Linked DNA regions of Mus musculus: region 2 is linked to region 1. Evidence: chromatin loops called from intact Hi-C (ENCODE). Cell type or tissue: left cerebral cortex. All regions are shown on one strand.

Region 1 (2,500 bases):
TGTTTCATGTGTGGATGTGCAAGTGCCACAACATTTTAGTGGTGTCAGTTTTCAACCATGTGGCTTGGTGACTGAACTCAGGTCTTTGGCTTGATAAAAGGTACTGCTGAGCCATCTCACCATCCTCAAATTATAACTTAATTGGAATTGCAACTTTAGCTTCCTCTTAGTTTTTTGTTCAGTTCCATTTTAAAACATCTTTAATTGAATAGTCATATTATTTATATTTATTGACTACAGTGCGATGGTTTGATATATATGTATACTATTGAACAGTTAATTCAAGTACATTTAATTTTGTTAAGCTTGAACATCTTTTGTTTATCTTATTAAATATTTAAAAGACTCATGGCATTATTTTATATTAGAATACTTGAAATTGTTTAAACAATTTTAATTTATTTTATGACACTACTACTTGATATATTAATCAGAAAATGTATTAACCCTCTAAATATGTGTTTGTCTTTGTAGCTACTGGGCATACCTTGCTTTGTTTGAATAGCATCAATATTAGAAAATCCCTTGATACTTGTTACATGTTAGTTACGGCATTGTATCGTTTCTGACTTAGTTAAGAGTCCTCTGAATGATACAGTAGTTGACTTTTCCTTCTTCCTTTTACCTAGGTTTTTGTAGAACTTACTAAAGAGCAAGAGGAAGAAGATAACAGCTGTGGGACTTTGGCCAGCACTCTCTGGTGGGAAAGGACGCAGGAGGATAGAGTAGTATTTTGAATGTTTATGCTCACCCAGCCTACCGACCCTGAGTTGGTTTATTCTTTTTTATTCTATTTTTTTCTTCTTTTATCTTATCTTTGATTTTAAAAGCTTATTACTTGAATAGTTATTAAAAAAAATGAAAGCACTTGGAAATTTCTTAAAGTCCTTAATTAACACACCATGGTTATGGTTTGGATTTTCTTTCAATAAATTTGCGTGTAATTGTCCATGTGCATGTTTATATCTGAAGGTAGTCTATATGCCTACCTTCACGTTTCACAAAAACAATATTTCTCAACTTAGGATTTAAAGAAATAATAAAAGAATAATTCTGAATAATATTTAAATTTTATACTATGTTACATAATTATGTAATTTCCCAGTGCTAATTAAAAAGACCAGTGCCTGACTAATAACATAGAAGAGAGACACAAAGCAATGCAGAAACTGGCTTTCCCTTTGATATGTCTAAAAGAAGCTCTTAGTGGAAGTTGGCCTGTGTAAATGTGGAACCGTTGAGAAGTAACGTCCACTAGGTGGCAGTCGTTGGTCACAGGAAATAAAGGGAAGCCGCAGTCTAGTGACTGCAGATATGGGCAATTAAATGTTTCAGGTTGTATGTCTTTTGTCTACATTAAAATTCAAATGTGTTTGGTGATCGTTATTCACAGAAAGACTCTGACTAGAGTCTTAGTATGTAAGAGTCCAGGTCTCTGAAAGTGCAGTGACAGCTGTTTGTCGAGGTGGCCAGTTCATCTCTACTTCCCTCCAGACACCCGACTGCGAGCTGGGAGAGAGCGCGTTGTTGCCTTTCCTCATACAGGGCTCATTTAAGTTTATTCTTAGATGAGACATTTAATGGATAACCATCTTTATTACTAAATTTGATTCCTTGACTCTCTTGAGTTTTAAGTAGGTCAGCATATACCTTCCTTTAAAAGGTCACCTCAGAACATGGTAGAATATAGGAGCTCTTTCAAGGGTTAAATTAAGAAATAAAAATTAGAGTTTCACTCTTGTGACAGAGTTGAAATATGATAATTAATCTTAGAAATATTTGATTTTATGACTCATATGGACAGGTATACAAGTATATGATGTAGTTGATACTGTATTTCAGGCTGTTGTATATGTGTTAGCTTTGTAAAAACATATATTGTGGTGTGACTTTTGCATCAGAGACGTAAAGAACAATAGCAAGAACAGAGGGCTTGCTACCAACTTTCAATGGTCAAGCTTTCAGTGAAGTTATTAATTATTTAATGTTGGGAAGATTTAATGAACTTTTAGTCCTGTTGGGTAGTAAAATGTGTGACTTTAGGCACTAGTGGCTAATTCAAGTTTTCCTTTCTCAGTACAAGGTGGCACATGGCTGGCAACTTTCTCTATTGCTTTGACAGTTTCTTTCCACCTTCCTAAAGGCATCTGTGTAGTCTCGTATCTCAGAGGTACTCTAATGTAATAGAACCATCCTACAAGTCTGCTTGGATTTTATGACACGCCCCTCCCCCAAGTTCTTGTAAGGTTTCATTGGCAGTAGCTTGCCTCCTGATACCAAATTATAATTTTGGATCCTTTAAGGATCTTACATTTAATTAATCATTTAATTAATGATTACTGCATGACCAATATAGTCAAGATGTATTTAAGATGAAATCTTTATTTTTGCTGATAAATTATAAATTGCACATTGTATTTTCTCAGCAAGTCATTGCTAAATGGTGCCGTAAACTTGAAGAGCTATCTTTTAGAATTTAAGTACCTTGGGCCTTTTTTTG
Region 2 (2,500 bases), 620 kb after region 1:
CGTATACGTAGCCCCTTCATCGCTCTCATCTTTTTCCTTCTCTTTCTGCTAACCCGTTTCTGTCTCCTTTATTGTCCCTTCCTTACCAGGTGTGGTGGGGGGTCCTCTAGATTGTTTAGCTGTTCGGAGATCTCAGCCTCTCCTCGGTTCCTCGGTGGCTCTTGCGTCTGCCTCCCTCCACGCCTCTGTCTTTTCTCCCTCCCTTCGACCCTCCTACCGCAGACCCACGTGGGACGATTCGGTGACAGGTGGGCGACTCCGCCCTGGGTGCTATGGGACGGCAGGGAGGGGGATGGGGTTACAGGACGCTGGGCGGACAAGGAGATCCCTGCTGTTGGAAGAGGAGGAGGCCCTAGCGGATCTACCACAGCTGAGCGCAAGCGGATGCTGAGATGCTCCTGATGGACAGAGCGCGCATCCTGTGTAGACCCCCGCAATACCCGGGGTTCCGGACTCGGGCCTGTCATCCGGTCCAGGAAATCTGAGCCCCTATCAAGCCTCTGCTTGGCTAATCTGACTACTGTCTCCACAAGTGAGCTGTCATCAATGGAGGCCCTACCGTGCCTACAGAAGCACCAGATGTAGGGAGACTTCCAAGAGGAGCCCGGAGTCCTGATAATGCCCTAGCCTCCTATTATGCCAGACTGCGTCATGGGCAGTACAGACAGATGGGCAGATCAAATCATTGACCAAGCAAGAAATCTGAGCTGCATGAGAAAACAAGAGAAAAGGCGACTTCATTATTCCTTCAGTCAACTTTCCCCTTAAGTATGTGAAAATGAAAGCAAGGGACACAATTTTAGGCATATGAATTAAATAAATAAAGTGGGCCTAAATAAATACATAAATAAAATAGGCCCCTGCAGTGTGTGGTTCTGAGTAGCTGCAAGGTGTTGACAGCCTCATCGTGTATGTGCTAGGGCAATGTGCGTAGAAAATATCACGGATTTAACACTTAGTACCAAAAAAGGTTACAATATCTCCTGCATAATTTTCACAGTGATCCCCAGTTAAGATATTTGGGTTAAGTGGTGTTTGTAAATTTCACCTTTTTAAGCCTGACTTTGTCTTGGAATACCCAGACTATGATAAGGGCTCTGAACATTAGTTATGATTACCCCCCCTAGTAGTCAGAGGAAGGAAGGGGGAAGAGAAGGAAGCCGCTCCCTCTGCAGCCTCTCACCAGGATGTTGATCAATGGCTTCTTTTCCAGAGATGGGTAGAGTGGAAGATTAAAGACCGAGTCGCCATCATGCAGGCTTTCCCCCTCTCCAGTGCTGATAAACCCAGCCCTAAGCTGGCAAACGGGAGAGGGAACTGGATAGCACTGAGCATGCCCGGTCGTGTTCTGAAGAAAGGAAGGAAAAAAAACAAAACCACCCACTGCAGATAAATCTGTTTGTTTTCATGCTTTGCCATCTCCTGTGAGGAACTTAATCTCCTGGAGCTTCATTTTCCTGCATCTCGAAGGGATAACTGGGACTGTATTAACACTGACGAATAAAAGCAAACAATCGTAGAGCACCTACCTCATGTGTAAACTGCCCTAGATGCTTCAGACAGATAATCATTCCATGATGTTATCGTTTTGGAAAGAGCATGACACAAGAGGTTGAGTGGCCATAGCGTGTGTGGGTCAAACCCAGGCAGTGATTGTAGATTGACCTCCTTTGAAGCATGCACCCACCCCCCCAAACACAAACACACAGTGTCCCCCACACGATGTAGGAAACATTAAATGAGAGTTTTCTTCCTATTCCTCTGCCTTCCTAAGGGTAAGATTAAGTGTGAGTGATTTTGGTGTCCGACCTTAGTGTTACCTTTCCAAGGCAGCCAAAGAAGCCAGGTTAGAAAAAGGAAACGAGCAAGCTGGTGACATGGAGCCTGATGTTTGGAGTGACAGCTGCTTCCCTGCTAAGACCTGGCTGTGTGTCCCCCATTCAGCTGCATGCAGGCATCAGTCCAGCCACCACCATTTCCTGTGTCAGCCACAATCAGCCTCGTTCTGGCTGCCAGATTCTCATATGCTAGGGCTTTAGAAGACAAAAAGGGACATGGCCAATGGATAGTTGAGCCCGGCAGGGTTTGTCAAGACAGCTGTTGTGAAAATCCAACAGCCTCCGGGCTTTCCAAAGGGTGCACATGTGCTCACAGTGCCACTTGGCCACTCTGAGAATACCAACCCGTCTATTACACGGCAGAAATAACAGTTGTCAGGACTGTTAAGATTTCCCCTCCCCAGAGACCCCCTGCCCTAGACTCGAAAGCTGTCATTTACTTTCAACCTGTGCCCTTGAGAAGCTAACATTTCTAAGACAGTAAGTTTGTAAGTAAATTTTATTCTTTGAAAACAGAATCCCACAATTGCTATCACAATTTTGTAGAACAATTGCAAAAATAATTTCCCTGGGACATGTAATAAGCAAAAGCAGAGGAAAACCATAGTGCACACACACATAAAAAATGGAATATGAGAACCTAGAGAGGTGTCTCCGCAGTT

What was found. Peaks named below come from ENCODE experiments on the same cell type or tissue, not always from the same donor. Only the 100,000 strongest peaks of a DNase experiment are listed, where the experiment ranks them.
Region 2: it touches region 1 in a loop (3-fold over the local background); 11 of 42 quality-filtered maps call a loop at or near these places.

What each region holds. Positions count from the first base shown.
Region 1 is chr11:110,270,696-110,273,195 of GRCm38, reverse strand. It overlaps Abca5 (ATP-binding cassette, sub-family A (ABC1), member 5), which reads left to right. Exons shown (of 39, transcript NM_147219.2): 39 at 630-2,500. The coding sequence ends at 737. Among named protein-coding and RNA genes, the nearest start is that of Abca6, 20 kb to the right of the region's middle. In left cerebral cortex, a CTCF peak has its summit at 1,239 (motif pointing right); a DNase peak (open chromatin) is centred at 1,255.
Region 2 is chr11:109,648,211-109,650,710 of GRCm38, reverse strand. It overlaps a transcript of Prkar1a not described here. Among named protein-coding and RNA genes, the nearest start is that of Prkar1a, 1.5 kb to the left of the region's middle. In left cerebral cortex, no CTCF peak of the experiment used is centred here; DNase peaks (open chromatin) are centred at 273, 863, 1,276 and 1,978; H3K4me3 peaks cover 1,554 bases; H3K27ac peaks cover 1,654 bases.